Linked DNA regions of Homo sapiens: region 2 is linked to region 1. The links are chromatin loops, found by intact Hi-C in ENCODE. Cell type or tissue: endothelial cell of umbilical vein. All regions are shown on one strand. Links, peaks and the distances in the headings refer to the core of each region. The heading gives the core; the rest is flanking DNA. Region 1 overlaps LOC105370991 (a long non-coding RNA gene). Region 2 overlaps NR2F2-AS1 (NR2F2 antisense RNA 1).

Region 1 (7,083 bases), core at 680-5,679:
ATTTATTTGCCTTCTAAATGCATCAGGATAATGAGGATTTGAGCTGATAAGCAATAGCCAGGATGTGATGGGGATGAAGATTTGAGAAAGCTAGGAAAAGCAGAATCGAAACAAATTGACCAAATGTATAACACTGGGAAGGGAGAAAGGCTGAAGAGTTTCAAGTTTCTGACAAGCATTACACCACAGGGTCACAGTCCTGAGCTTTACCATCCCCTTCTCCAGCCTCCCTTACCAACTCAAAAGCAGCCCTCACCCTGCCTGCCTTAAACCCTGCACTAACTAAGCCACCAGATACATCCAGCAACTGAGGCAGGAGCTCCTATCTGGTGGGCAGGTGAGCTGAGATGAAGCAGGGATGTCATTACATAGTTGGGGTCCCAATTTGGGATTTTGAATCCATTTGTCCATAAATTTTTTTTTACCCCTATTTATTTTTTGAGAACAACTGGTAAATATTTCTGTCGTATGATGTTGTGTTCTAAGTGAGATTTTTGGCCGTCATTATCGTGCATATGCAAACCCCACAGCCTTGGGGAAAAATCCAGAATTCTACGTATTGACGGGCTTACCTGTGGTGAACTGGGGGTTATTTGATTTGTAGTATTTTTAAACATAAAAGCATAATATTTAAATCTTGGGGCACCATAGTAAGACCAAATTGCTGTTATATCCAGAGAGTAAAATTCACAGCCGATTATACATACATATATAATTTTCATTTTAATTTTTAGAACTAAGGAAATTGAACTTTTGTAGCTCTCAACTTTTCACTTGAGAAAAAGTTCTATCTATTCTAACAACTAGTGTTTTGGGTGAAATTTAGAATATTTTGTCAAAGAGCCTATCTTCAAATAAATCATTTTAGGGTTTTAATTGGAGTTGCATTGTCTTTATATATTAACTTGTGAATAATTGACGTAATAATGTAGAAAGTAATTCATCAAGATGAAATGAAACTTATACCTTTAAAATGTACCTTAATGTTGACCCAATCATATTATTCTAAGTAAAGGGAAATCTAACATTCCTTAAAAGGTTAATAAACAAAAGTGTTTTCTTCAAAAAATGAGCAAACAAACAAAAACTTAGAAGTCCAATAATTGAGGATTACTTAAGTAAACCATGTAGTAGTCTATATTGAAGTATTATGCAGCTGTCACAAATATTTGAGTGTCTATATTATCAGGGGATTTATGCTACAGCACTCCACATAACATGTAAAAGTATACATATTTTATAATATCAACTTTAGAAAAATATTTCTGGGAAACATAATCGCAAGAATTTTAACAAAATATTTTTATTTTGTGTGTGTGGGGGTGTCAAATCTCAACTCCCCCACTGATAACTTGATAATCTGTATATAAAGCTGAATTTACCATCTGGCAAAGAGTTAGTGCTCAATAAAACCTGCTGAGTGCTGTCATGCCAGGCACTGGACACACACCTTTTAGTCCTCTTTGGCATCCTACAATATAAGCACTCTTAGTACCTCCATTTTGCAAAGGACGTCGTGAGTTCTGAAAGGGCTAAGTAATTTTCCTGGAAACTCATCAATATTGAGGGACAGAGCTGAGGCTAAACCTGGGTCAGTTCATATCTAACTCCCGGTGCCTCTTACCCCATATGGTGCTCCAAAATAAGGGTACGTTTTCTTTTATAGGTGGCTTTTATTTTTATTGTTGAAAATTTTGTGTGCTTTCCAAATTTTCTAAAACAGGTACCTATTGCTCTATTGCTTCTAAAATCAGAAGAAAATCTTTGTTTTTGTGTTTGTTTAAGAAAGACCATTAAGGAAGTAACATAAAAGGCAGGTTGAGGGTGGAGAAGAAAAATTATGTTGTTAAGTGTAAGCTCTCAGCTTCCCTCACAATTTAGCTTTGGAGAGCAATGCATTTCTAAATGTTTCAGAGATGCATACAGATTTAAAATTTTCCTATCCAATTTCTGTAAGAGTGATAATTTAAATTAGTATGTGATTGTGATACATTTTGTCTTGAAAATATGGCCATTAGGCAATGGTCTGGTTAAAGTTATATCTTTAAAATGTCCCATCCATTTGCTTTCATTAAGGCTGCATAAAGGTTTGCATGTTCTGTTTTATTTGCTTTATTTGGATGCCTAGTGCGTCTTTTGTGGTCTTGGACTTGGCCCCAACTGAGGAGGAAGTGCAGCTGGATGGGGACGGAAAGTCAGAGCCCTGGATGCTCCTCCCAGCCGCCCACTTAACCTCTCGATGCCTCATTATTTCCCCCTAGAAAATACTTTCACTATTTGTCCTTGAATTAAGCAATGAAGAAGACAACTTTCTACACTTAGAGTAAATGCAAACAATTACTTTTCTGGGTCCTCACTGATTTTTCCATTTATCTGCTTCACCTCTCCTCTCTTTCCTTTCTGTTTTCTTCTCTCTCTTTCTCTCTTTCCTTTTCTTTCCCTTTAATTCTGGCCCCAAAGTATGGGCTTGGCCAGAGGAAATACTCAGAATGAAGGATTGCATCTTCCGACCAGAAGCAGGTGCTGAGGATGGATATGACATCAAAACAGAAGGTCTGTTTTCTTTCTTTCTTTCCACTGTTCATGTTTACAGAGCCCTCCCTTTACAAGGCAAATGTTACCTTTGATGTGTTACCCTATTAGTTCTCATGCTTAAGGGATGCTAATAAATCAAAGACATTTGCGTATTCATGAATGCACTCCTGCAATTTCCAAAGTACCCTCTCAATGGTCTTGAAAAGCTCAAGCTCACTGGTTAGGCTGTTGTAAACATGCCTTGTCCCAACCCCATGCCAGGCCTTGCCCTCCCAGATGCTGGACCCTGTTAAGAGCAGTGGTCCTGCCTATTACGTGACTCTGAGGCTCCTTTTGTAATCCCCATAAACTGGATGGAAGAGCCATAGGGCTACCATCAGCCCTGCAGAGACAGTGGAGCAGAGGAGTCTCATTACGGAAATTAAGGCCTGCAAGAGACCCAGGTTGCAAGTGAGGCACCTTGAGAGTCATCCAAGGATCTCTGGGCTGGAAAAATGGAAATACACTAACATTAATTAGCCTGCTGCACCAGAAGAGAATAATTTAAATGCAAAAGATAATCTCACTGCCCTTTTGATGTGAAAAAGTTGTCCTAGATTGTAACTTTGATTTCCACGTCAGCAGCCTGTGTGCTCATACATTAACAGCAGCCTGGAAGATTGAAAAAGCAGGGGTGGGTATCGATTCTGAACAGTGGACCTGCCGCTTGCTGTGTGATCTTAGGCAATGGACTGCTCCTCCCTAATTCTCTGTTTATAGTCTTATTCACTTTAGAGTGGTGAAAGAACACTTATTTTAATGAGATGCTGTGAGAATTAAGTACGTTGAAACTCTCTATGACGTGAGAAAAGCTGCAGGCGCAGAATATCCTGCAGAAATAAATAGCTGGTTATTTGCTGTGTATGTGCCAGGCAAATGTGCACACATAATTTTTTTTTTTTTTACCAAGTCTTTCTCATCTTGGTATTGCCATTGAGTCAACTCTGCTGGGTGTTATTAAAAGACTCCCCAACACAATAGCAAGGGATGGTCAACAAAGGAAAGCACACACTGCAGCGAAAGCTATTGAGAAATGTACATTCACCCTCCCACACCCTTGACCTCTAGAATCAGATCAGTAACTTCTCCCCTCTTCATTTCCCCTTCCTGTGTCCACAGTGAAGGGAAGTTGGTTGCGACCTTTTGCAGATAATGTGACACAGGGTACACAAGAGCGGAAGGGAGAAAAGCATTTCAACAAAAGCCTGGAACTTCAGTTTAGGTAAATTCAGGAAGGCGTGAGATAGGAAATGGCAGCAACCTTGCCAGGAACTAAAGGAAAAGGGTTCTGGCATCAGCCCCGGAGCAAAATGTTAGGTCATCTATAATAAGGGTTGGGTGAAAAACCTTCAACTCAAAATGAAAGATACAATGACACAAAGAAACTTATCAAGGCAACCTTTGAAAGCAGTTAAGAAACCAATTCTTCTTTTTTAAAGAAAGTCCGCAGACAAAAGAGATTCCCTGATCAGCGTGTGTCAAGTTCCATGTAGAATAAACTTTCTTCACAATCTCAAGAGCCAAGTTTCTGTGCCAATTTTTTTTCCTATTTATGAGGAAAAGGAGAGGAAACAGAAACTTAAAAATGAAACAGTAGATTAAACTCACCTTTCCCCAATTAGGTAGCTTTAATAAGTGGTTTCTATTTTTTATCAAATTTCATTCCATTTCACTCTTCATAATAACTATAAATGACACTGACGAGATACAGTTGGTATCGACAAAAGAATCGGTTCACGTATAAAATGAGAAAAGAAAAATGTCCCATTCCACTTTAAAATTACAAGATGAAAGAGCACATTCCAGGGAGAAGGAATGTATTTTTTCTCAAGAGTTAACATTTAGTTCTCCTGGCACTAGAAATGCTGAACTTCTGAGAAAGATGTTAACAATGAAATCAGAGCTGTATCATGGGGGAAAAGGATAGGCTAATTTCAGAGATTCTGCAATTGTAAAGATTGTTTCTTTGGGCTTCAATTAATTAAATATTTGTCCCCCTAAAATTAATATGTTGAAATCCCAACACCCTTCTACAAATGTGATGGTATTACGAGGTGGGCTCTGTCATGATGGCTCATGAGTGGGATTAGTGCTCTTATATAAGGGACCCCAGAGAGGGCTGTCTCTCTCCACCATGTGAAGATATAAGTCAGCAGTCGGTAACCTAGAAGAGGGCCCTCACCAGAACCTGATCATGCTGGCCCCCTGGTCTTGGACTTTTGGCCTGAGAATTGTGAGAAATAAATGTCTATTGTTTATAAGCCTCCAAGTCTAAGCTGGGAGCTAAAACAGCCTGAGCTAAGATACCTGCTTCTAAAGCCTGACTCACAATTCTGTATTAAGTTCCAGACTCTTTTCCAACCACTCATTTCCAAATGGACCAGTCATTTTTGCACAAATGTTATACAGACCTGAATGCCTTAGAAGAAACCCCTTCTTGATAATAGGTAATGTTCTGGTTTCCACTCCAACACCTTAAATGACAGCATTTTGGTAACTCCAGTTCTTCTTGTCAAGGGGTCAAAAAGTAAGATGCCAGTAGTTCACAGTGGGAAGGTTCTTAGTTTAACATGTTAGAAGAGAGAAGAAGAAAAAGTCCTTTTCCTTAATAATCTTCACAGTTAGATGGTAAAGTAAGTGGAAATGATCTGCACTTGGTTGCAGTGAATAACTAACTGTCTTCCACCAGGGTTGATAGGGAGGATCATTAACCATCAGAGAAATTGCTAACTGCCCTGGAACACAGCACATTCTTGGGTGAAAAGTCACTTGAATGCCTGTTGGAGCCATCACTATGGATTGCCGGCTATTCTGACTTGGAGTTTGAGGCTGACATCTGAAACCACAGGTTGTCTTATTCATTGTTTCTTCATGTTTTTCCAGGGGTTATTTAAGCCTCTCAAATGTGAATTTCACACATGTTGCTTGGGCTCCACCCAATCATCATCTCATGATTTGATACAAAACCCATTTTTTAAATGTTTCCTTTATATAGAACATAAGGTATCACCTACCCATATATCCAGTCATGACCTGCACTGTTTTTAATTTAGGCTTCATGTTAAAACTTCCAGCTAGATGCTGTTATCTTCAGTTTAAGGGTAATACTAATTTTGACCCAGGAGAATTTAAAAAACTTGTTCAACTTTATTTCACCAATAAGTGACATCTGAAATTTGAGCCTATGTGTTTCTGTTTCCCAAGCCTGTATTCTTCTGCCTTTCCACTATAGCCTTGTAACTTACAAACTTCCCTTCAATCATAAATGTCTATTCCCTTAAAGCAATGCCTTTTTATTATATAGAATAACAACGTCTCAATAGTCAAAGATGCCTTCTCATAATTTGGTTCCAAATTTGTTCCAAGAAGAATCCGCATGCCTCTTGTCTGTCCCTTCAGGTCCAGGGGAAGCAATGCATCCACTGTTCAGCACCACCCCTCACCCATCACCATCACTGCCAATACCTACCCTAAGGTTCTCTTTCCTATTGAGCCACTTGATTTATGCTTAACACTATACTAATTACTAAAGTAGTTGATGAGTCCCACCTTGTAAACTGTTAAAGTCTAAAGATTAAACAGAAAAGAGGGCCGGGCACGGTGGATCATTTGAGGTGAGGAGTTTGAGACCATCCTGGCCAACGTCGTGAAGCCCCGTCTCTACTAAAAACATAAAAATTAGCTGGGCATGGTGGTGCGCACCTGTAATCCCAGCGACTTTGGAGACTGAGGCAGGAGAATCGCTTGAACCCAGGAGGCAGAGTTTGCAGTCAGCTGAGATGGCACCACTGCACTCCAGCCTCTGTCTCAAAAAAAAAAAAAAAAAAAAAAGACTTCATATGTGAAGTTTGGTTTTTTTCTTTTTGTCACTGTAAACATCGTTAATAGAAAATTTTAAAAGAAAAACTAAGAGTTCCAAAAGGTTCAAGATATATGTGACTTGATTATTTAGTCATTCAATGAGAGCTTTAGTCTTAGTTGTTGAAAATCTATGTGGATTTCTCTCTATTTGTAGTCAAACCTGTCTATAGGTACATAGGATTTTTTGGGGGAAAGAAATCAAATAGTTATATATTTTAACTTCATTTAGGTGCCCCAATCTTAAGCAGATGAAATATAGAATTCCTGCTTTTCCCCAACCCCTGACTTCACATTAAATTCTTCTCAGCTGATGTGGTTTAAAGCTAAGTATGTTTTCTTTCTTTTATAGCTTAACATTACACAGGAATTTCTCTAGTTCTTCCAACTTCATGCCACACATGGCATTCTGTCCTTATCAAAAATCAGATCATTTCTCTCAAAGAGAAAAAAAACTGGCATCAAGGCAAACCCTGGAGATGAAAGCAAGGGTTAAGTTTACTTCCAATATTAGGGAATGATTCGGAAATAAATGTCGAGGTTAAAAAGTCCAGATGGCAATTCAACTGTATCCTCACTATAAACATGATTTGATTTATGGGAACTACTAATGGTATCTCCGTTTAGATCTGGACAGCTTTGCTTTCTCTC
Region 2 (7,083 bases), core at 647-5,646, 1.2 Mb after region 1:
TGAATTTGTTTTCAATTTATATACAGTGTAGACTTTAGCAAAATAGTATCTAATTTTAAAAGCCATTAAATTAACCAAAATCACATGTAAGAAAATCAATGAGTAAATAGGCATAAGTCTTTATCACTCAGAGGAGGCTAAGAAGAAAAGTATCTTTAAAATCCTCACTACTTAAATATCACAATAGTAGCATCTTTTTAATTACTTGGTAATGTGGCAACAAAGTATATGCAAAGAAATTGCAACATACCTTTAGAAGTAAATAAGTTATTAACATACATTCTACACAGAAATAGGCTTCCCCAATTTTGCTATCTTCTTCTCCCTGACGGTGATGTGATGTGGTTCTGCCAAGAAATAACCAATGTGACATTTTTCACTGAATTCAATATTCCCTTCCTTTAATGTTCTCAGTTTTGCTTTAAACTATTTAAAGTGACTTCCTCTCAATCCATTTACCTCAGTCAAGTACATAGAAATCTCCTAGATAAGGTTGATTAATTTATTATGAATTATAATAGATGGATAGGAAAAGTATCTTTCTCTACCTTGTATTCAAACTAAAAAGAAAAGTATAAATTTTATTTAAACAATACACTTTGTAAATTCTCAAGCTAATACATCCTATGGTCAAGAAGCTGAATATGAAGTTAAACAGTCTTCTCTTAATTTTACACAGAAGTTCTTTATTTATTTTTAAGATGCACCTTCAACTTTTCAAGAAATCAGCCTTTTAAGAGGAGAAATGAGGTTGTAATTAATTTGTGCATGTTTCCCTATTATGACAGTATGTCTGTCTCTGTCCACCTACTTACTCCTTTATATTGAAACTGTCCCCCCCCCAAAAAAAACCTTATAAAAACCAATAGAATGGAAATCGCTCCTTAAACTATTTTTCTCCAACTGCAATTCACCTTGAGTTTGTGTTTTAAGAAAATTAAATTAGATCCCTTTTGTTGTTCTGCTTGTATTTTCTTTGAGTACTACTGATGCAGCTAATTAACCATATTAATTTATCTGGGTATTTGCCTTACTAACACCTTCACATTTAAATGACTGGCACTTGATATCATTTGATTAATGCTTTTTTTTACATACCAAAAATTAACTGTCATTTAAAAGATTTCATTACCAGACTCTTGAGAAAGAGAAAAATATAGAACCAGACAATAATTCCTCACTCTGTCCACTACTAAGTATGAGCTGATGTCCACATGGCTTTAGATGTCTTTGGAACTTTCTCAGCAGGATTTGCCTTACAATATAATATTAGCATTAAAAGCATGTATAGCCCACATCACACTTGGTTAAATGGGCAGAGAGCCCCCTTATGCCATCATCTCTAGCTATAGCCTGTTCTCCTTTAATTCTTCAATCCATTGAAAAGTAAAATAGAATGAGTAGCATATCCCTGAATTTTTAAATATTTAGGCAAAAGATGCTCACCTTTTATTTAAATGCCTTGCCAAAGCTACCAAACTGCAAAACTGATGGCTTTACTTTGAAGTGTCTTTCTGTGATTTTGCAAGCCACGGTAGCTCTACCATAGCTAAGTTGCTTCAGCTTGTATTTCAACAATGGTGGTTCTAAGGAGCTCATTCAAAACTCTTTTTTGTACTGCCTTCTGCCTTTTTGCCAGTACACATGAGTGACAGCCTCTATCTAGTGCCTGAGTATATGAACCTTTAATCCATCAAGGAACTTCTAACACCATCAGAATATACACACCCACGTGCATACACCTTCCTGCAGCCACCAGGTTTGAAACCAGCAGAATATATTTTTCTAATCTCACCCAGATTTTATGGCTATAATGTGGCTACTGACAAGATTCTAAAATTAGCTTTTATTTAAATAAACCATGTAATTTTTTTTTAGTTTTTTTTTTTTTTTTTTTTAGTTTTTAAAACTCTCTGCCACGGCAATCTACTGCTGTAGACATGGTTAGAAATATTTTTTAAATGGACTAGACGGTCAGTTAAATACAAGAAAATATTTCACTATATTATATTTTCTTATTCCCTAAAGTCCATCTCCATGGAGTGTGCTGCGGGTGATGGATGAGACTGTTGTCTATCTGAATGGAAACCTGCTTTCATAGGAAGGGTGGAGGTGGGAGAGGACCAGTGAAGGGCAGAGCTCTAAAATTCTGGCAACTAGAGTGAATATACCCTTTCCTCCTTTCATCCTTCTTCCTTTGCTCCCTCCCTCCCTCGCTTCCTTTTTGCTACGTCTCTTTTTGGTAGATCACTGTAGTTAACCTTCGTTCTGGCCAAGACCAAGAAGGGTTAATGGACACCCGGCTCCTGACACCTTCCAGGTCAGCTTGGCTTGCGAACTTCCAACGCAGGAATTGGAGGATTACCGGGGAAGGAATGCGAGGTACCCGATAGCCTCACACCTGAACACGGTCGCTTCAATCCACTGGGATTCATTTAAAAAAAAAAAAAAAAGAAATTCTCTTCTGGAAAATGGTTAATTGGATCTGCAGCTACATTTCCTGTTGCACCGAAGAGCCAAGCAGGGCAGCCTGGATTGGATCCCTCAAGCTGCCAAGAAAATCGAGCAATTGGGGGGTGGTGGTGGGGGGGGGGTGAACCTTTCTAAATAAATAAACAAACGTAGGTAGCTATCAGTTGCTTTAGGGAGCGCAGATATTTAGGAAAAGGCCAGGAGCGGGAAAAGGAAGAAGAAACGAAAAAGATTCTCCCCTTTTCTTACCTTTTGCCCCTCCTTTCCCCTCCCGAAATTTGCGCCTACTTGATTATTTGCAGCTGTTTCGAACCTCAAGGTTTGTTCACAGTAGCGAGAGAGACTTGCGCTTGGAGAAGTGAAAAGCCATTTTCGCGCCAGGGCTTCGCTGCTTGAGTTTGGGGGTTTTGCTCTCCCTCCCAGCAAACTCCCCTCAAAGCCTTGCTAACTTCGTCAAGCCCTGCCAGCCTTTACTCCTTGGCCACTTGGGTTCGCAGTACCCAGCCAAGGGCCCCGGGCGGGTTTCCATCGCTGGGGGTGGCCTGGTACCCCCAAAGCTGAGTTCCCGCCTAGGAGAGGACGCTGACGTCCTGGGGCTTCCTCGGTGCCTGTCACCCAGCCCCCTGCCTTCCTCCTCGGCCTCAGATGTCGTCCCACCTGCCCACGAGCAGGGAACCTGGAACCCACTCTCCCGGCAGTCCCCAGCGGGTTCCGCCACCCGGCGGCCGCCCCTGACACCGAGTGGGTGGGAGGAAGAGGCAGCTGGCGGGGATGGGCCATTGAGACCTCTTGAAAAATATTAAAAGACAGGATGGGTAGAGATTTCTCCGGGAGAAAGTTCGAGGGTGCATCGGGTCGCGGCTGGGAGGAGTACCCGAAATGCCAGCAGGAGAAATGCAACCTGTTTAGGCCACACCTTCAATCCCCGAGGCTGTCTGGAGAGACTGCGTGCGGGGGACTTGCCGGCGTTCCCACACCGCGCCTGCAATCCACTCCCGCGGCTGCCTGGCCTCTGCCACTCGCGGCTTGAAGCCAGTGGCTCTCAAGCCCTCGGCCCCGCGGCGGCCCGCGCAGCCTTCACCCGGCGCCGGCACCACGAAGCCTGGCCGCAGTGGACTCCCCGCAGCTCGCTGCGCCCTGGCGTCTCCCGTCGAGGAGGGAGGGACGGAGGCCTGAGCCGGGAGCTCCCTGGCGGTGGTCGGGCCGCCCCCCTTGAGGCCTGCTCCCCCCTCTCGGCCTCGCCAAATCCCTGAAAGCCCAGTCCCCCTTCGTCACCCCGGGGGCTTCTAATCACTCGGTATCGATTTCCCTAACTCTTTTCATCCTGTTGAAGACACATCTTAAAACACTCCAGCCCGGAGTGTGCTCTGGGCTTTATCCACACTAATAAAATGATTTACCCTTCTCTCCGCGCTCTCCTCACAGAGGAAAATCGTTCGAGCCCCGGCTATTTGTGTGTGATCAGTAAATATTTAGTGCGCTGACATCCTTAGCTGGGCTTCGGATCGATTCGGGGCCCACCGGGAGGTGCGCACGGTCCGGGCGGGGCCGCGCCGAGCTCGCCGAGGGGGCTCCTCCCGCCCTCGCCGCCGGCCGCTGATTTACGGCCCCTGCAACCAGCTAAGGGGGGCGAAAGCGCGCCTGGAAAATTGGCTTTTCAACCTTTTACTTTTGACATTCAGCCACTTCCCCAGGCTCTAATTCTCGCCCGCACTCCTCCCTCCCGCCCTACTAAGGGTTGCCCTGTGCGCCCTGCGAGCCCTTCCAGCAGCAACGCGCGGCGCTCGCGCCCCCTCGGCCCGGGGACCACCTATCACAGCCCTGAGCCGCGACGCGGGGAGGCCCCGGCCCCTGCTATGGGGGTCGCCTCCTTCGAGGAGAGATGCTCTCCGCCCGCCCACACCTCTGAGGGAGGAGAGGGGGTGGAGAAGCCCAGAGCTGCATCTGCTGGATGACGAGCCGCTCTCCCTGCTACCCTTTCTCCGACCCGTCGGCCTTTCTCCTACTCTGGAGACTGATCCTCGACGTCCATCGGGCCGGATGGCGTCGGGTGGAAGCGTTACTTTCCTCGCAGAAAAACTCCTCCTCTTTCCTAAGATCAGAAAAAGCGCTTAGCTTGGAATTGTTAGGTGGAGGCCTCCTGCCCTGATAGTGGCTGTGAGAGGGCTGCGGCCGTGACACCGTCTGTGTCCCCTGGCCCTCCTGGCCTTCCCCGGGCGCAGACGATTTCATTATTGCAGGGCCGCACCGTGGACCTGGAGTAGGGCACTGCGGGGTCCCGCTGCGTCCTACGGGAGCGCTACCTCGGTCTGCTACGTTGCCCGAGTAAGATGTGAGGAATCCCGACCCTCGGACTCCACTACTCTTGGGCCGGGGCTTCGGGCCTGAAAGTCTCCGGCAATGTCGCCCACCTGTTAGCGAGCTTGTTCCCCTCTCACCTGGGGCCCGGGCCTTTGCAATTCCCCTGGGGCCCAAGAAGGAAGGGGCATGACCTTGCTGGGTCTAGGCACCTCTCCAAAATGCTAGCGCCCTCTCCTTTGTCCTACACATGATTTTCTAAACAACCTTATCTGCAGACTATATCTTTATACTAATGCATACTTAATTGGTCCGTCTTGACTGTCCATATAAAACAATTTAATTAGGGTGCTTTCTTGCTTTGGAGAGCAAAGAAAAAAAAAAAAAAAACCCTGCCCAGTGCTTATTGTATTTAGCACCAATACAGGCAGAAAATGTAGCACAAGTTTTTGGTTGAAAGAGCACCTCTGTGCCCATTGAAGGGCGTTGATCCGAAAAGACAGAAAGGACAAGTAAAATCGATTTGAAGCGACCCTCTCTGTCCCTTTCACACCATTCAGAAACTCCATTCCTTCTAAGACAAAGACCAGCGCCTTGGGAATTCTCAGGGAAAAAGAGGACTCTAGTCCCACAAGCCTAGGGCACTTTTTTAAAAAAAAATCCTCAATATTTCACTTAAAACCCACACTTGATGCTGTGCCCCCCAAGTATGGGTTCCACAGATGCCCCCTCCAAAGTGCCAAGCTGCAAGGCTGACAAACCCCCTTTCCCCTGCCTGTTTGGCCTTGTAGCCAGGCCAGGACAGCCGTTTAGGGTTAGTGCAGCCCTCACCTTTGACCTCCTAGATCCGAGTGGCTGCCAGCACTACAACTTTGGCCAAAGTTAAAAGAAAACCACAACAAAAAATTTTTTCTGCTCCCAAACCCAGGGAAACCAGTTCTGGTTCAGCCGCCTGAGCCACCTTACCCAATAGCAACCTCCATCCCTAACTTTTTTTTCTTCTTCTTTTGCAATGAACTGCCTGAGCCATCTCTGAAGGAGGGAATTGAAGTTGTCAGGGCTCCACGGCTGGGTTGTGGGTGGGGGTGAGTTTCTTGGTCTAACTGGTCCTCCATTAGGAACCCCCGAATGCCAGGTTATCCCACTGGTGCCCGAGCTGGGGAAGGCAGTCATCTATCAGAACTGGCAGGAAAGGGAGAAGGGAGAGGAATGAGATGGGCAGGGAGGGGAGAGAAAAGGCCAGGCTGTGATCATCTTCACCTGCCCTGAGTCCAGCCTTCCTGTTCAACTATTCCTCGACCTTCGGCTGGGGATGAAGGGGGCGGGGGCGAAAGGGAGGGGGCACCCCCGAGTTACACAAGTGGCCTCCTTCTACTAAGAGAATGAGTTCACCTCCTCCCCAGAGGAGCCTCACCATCCATCCACTCAGTATAACTGATGAGACAAACCGCAAGGAAAAACTTCTGTAGCCCATATTTATGGTATTAATGAATAGTTAAAAAAGATTTACACTTCTTATGATCAATATTCTGAGTTATTTTGCTCAAAGTATATAATTACAGTGTCTTCAGAGTTTTCATCATTGTTTGAGGTGGCAAAACCATTTGTAATTTTCATTAGCCAGTAAACATGTAATTAACATTCAGCACTGTGTTTAACTTAATTCCTGTTTAAGACAAGGACAAGAAGCAGCCGAAGAGCGTTAGTTCCATTTGTCAAGTCTGACATACATCTTACCATAACAGTTTCCTAAAATAAAAGATCCGTGTTTCCCCATTATTCTTCTCTTAAAACAAAACAAAACAAAAATCCATTAGTTAAGACAGTATTAAACTGTGAGAGGCAGCATAGTTTATATTCAATTTTCACTAGTTACCGTATTCTTGCTTCCTTTATTCGTTTTGGGGAGTAGAGAAAGGGAGGGGGTGAATGAAGCATTCATTATCTGAAGGCATGGAATGGGGAACCCCTCCCCCCAAAAGAAATAGATTTCCTCCTCAGGAAAGTTCTAGAATAAGGACCGGAAAGGGGGGAGGCAGAAATCCACAGGGGAGAGGGGGAAAAATCACTTGGGGAGACTTGAGTTAAAAGTAGAAAATGAGGATTCCAAAGGATTCCTAGGAAAAATGTTGCCCTCTTGTCTCAAGTTCTATCTTTGATCCAGGACGAGGGAAGCCTGTCTGCCAGTCTGCGAGGCTGATGCTTTTTCCCCCTCCTCTTCCACCTCTGTTTTTTCCCAACTTGCTTTAGGATTAGCCTCCATCTCTCTCGACCCCAAACAGTGGAATTTGGCTGTGCCTTGGGTCGTCTTGC

The links. A loop is a pair of places that touch in the nucleus more often than their neighbours do. Peaks named below come from ENCODE experiments on the same cell type or tissue, not always from the same donor. Only the 100,000 strongest peaks of a DNase experiment are listed, where the experiment ranks them.
Region 2: it touches region 1 in a loop (3-fold over the local background); 2 of 110 quality-filtered maps call a loop at or near these places.

What each region holds. Positions count from the first base shown.
Region 1 is chr15:95,127,609-95,134,691 of GRCh38, forward strand. LOC105370991 (a long non-coding RNA gene) reads left to right here. Exons shown (of 12, transcript XR_002957693.2): 6 at 2,461-2,553; 7 at 5,264-5,422. It overlaps LOC105370990 (a long non-coding RNA gene), which reads right to left. Exons shown (of 5, transcript XR_932646.3): 5 at 4,991-5,133. Among named protein-coding and RNA genes, the nearest start is that of LETR1, 200 kb to the right of the region's middle. In endothelial cell of umbilical vein, for the core only: no CTCF peak of the experiment used is centred there; a DNase peak (open chromatin) is centred at 3,723; H3K27ac peaks cover 643 bases.
Region 2 is chr15:96,318,667-96,325,749 of GRCh38, forward strand. The region is part of intron 1 of NR2F2-AS1 (NR2F2 antisense RNA 1); the gene reads right to left. Among named protein-coding and RNA genes, the nearest start is that of NR2F2-AS1, 4.9 kb to the right of the region's middle. In endothelial cell of umbilical vein, for the core only: a CTCF peak has its summit at 3,186 (motif pointing left); DNase peaks (open chromatin) are centred at 3,615, 3,835, 4,165, 4,415 and 2 weaker places; H3K4me3 peaks cover 3,195 bases; H3K27ac peaks cover 4,574 bases.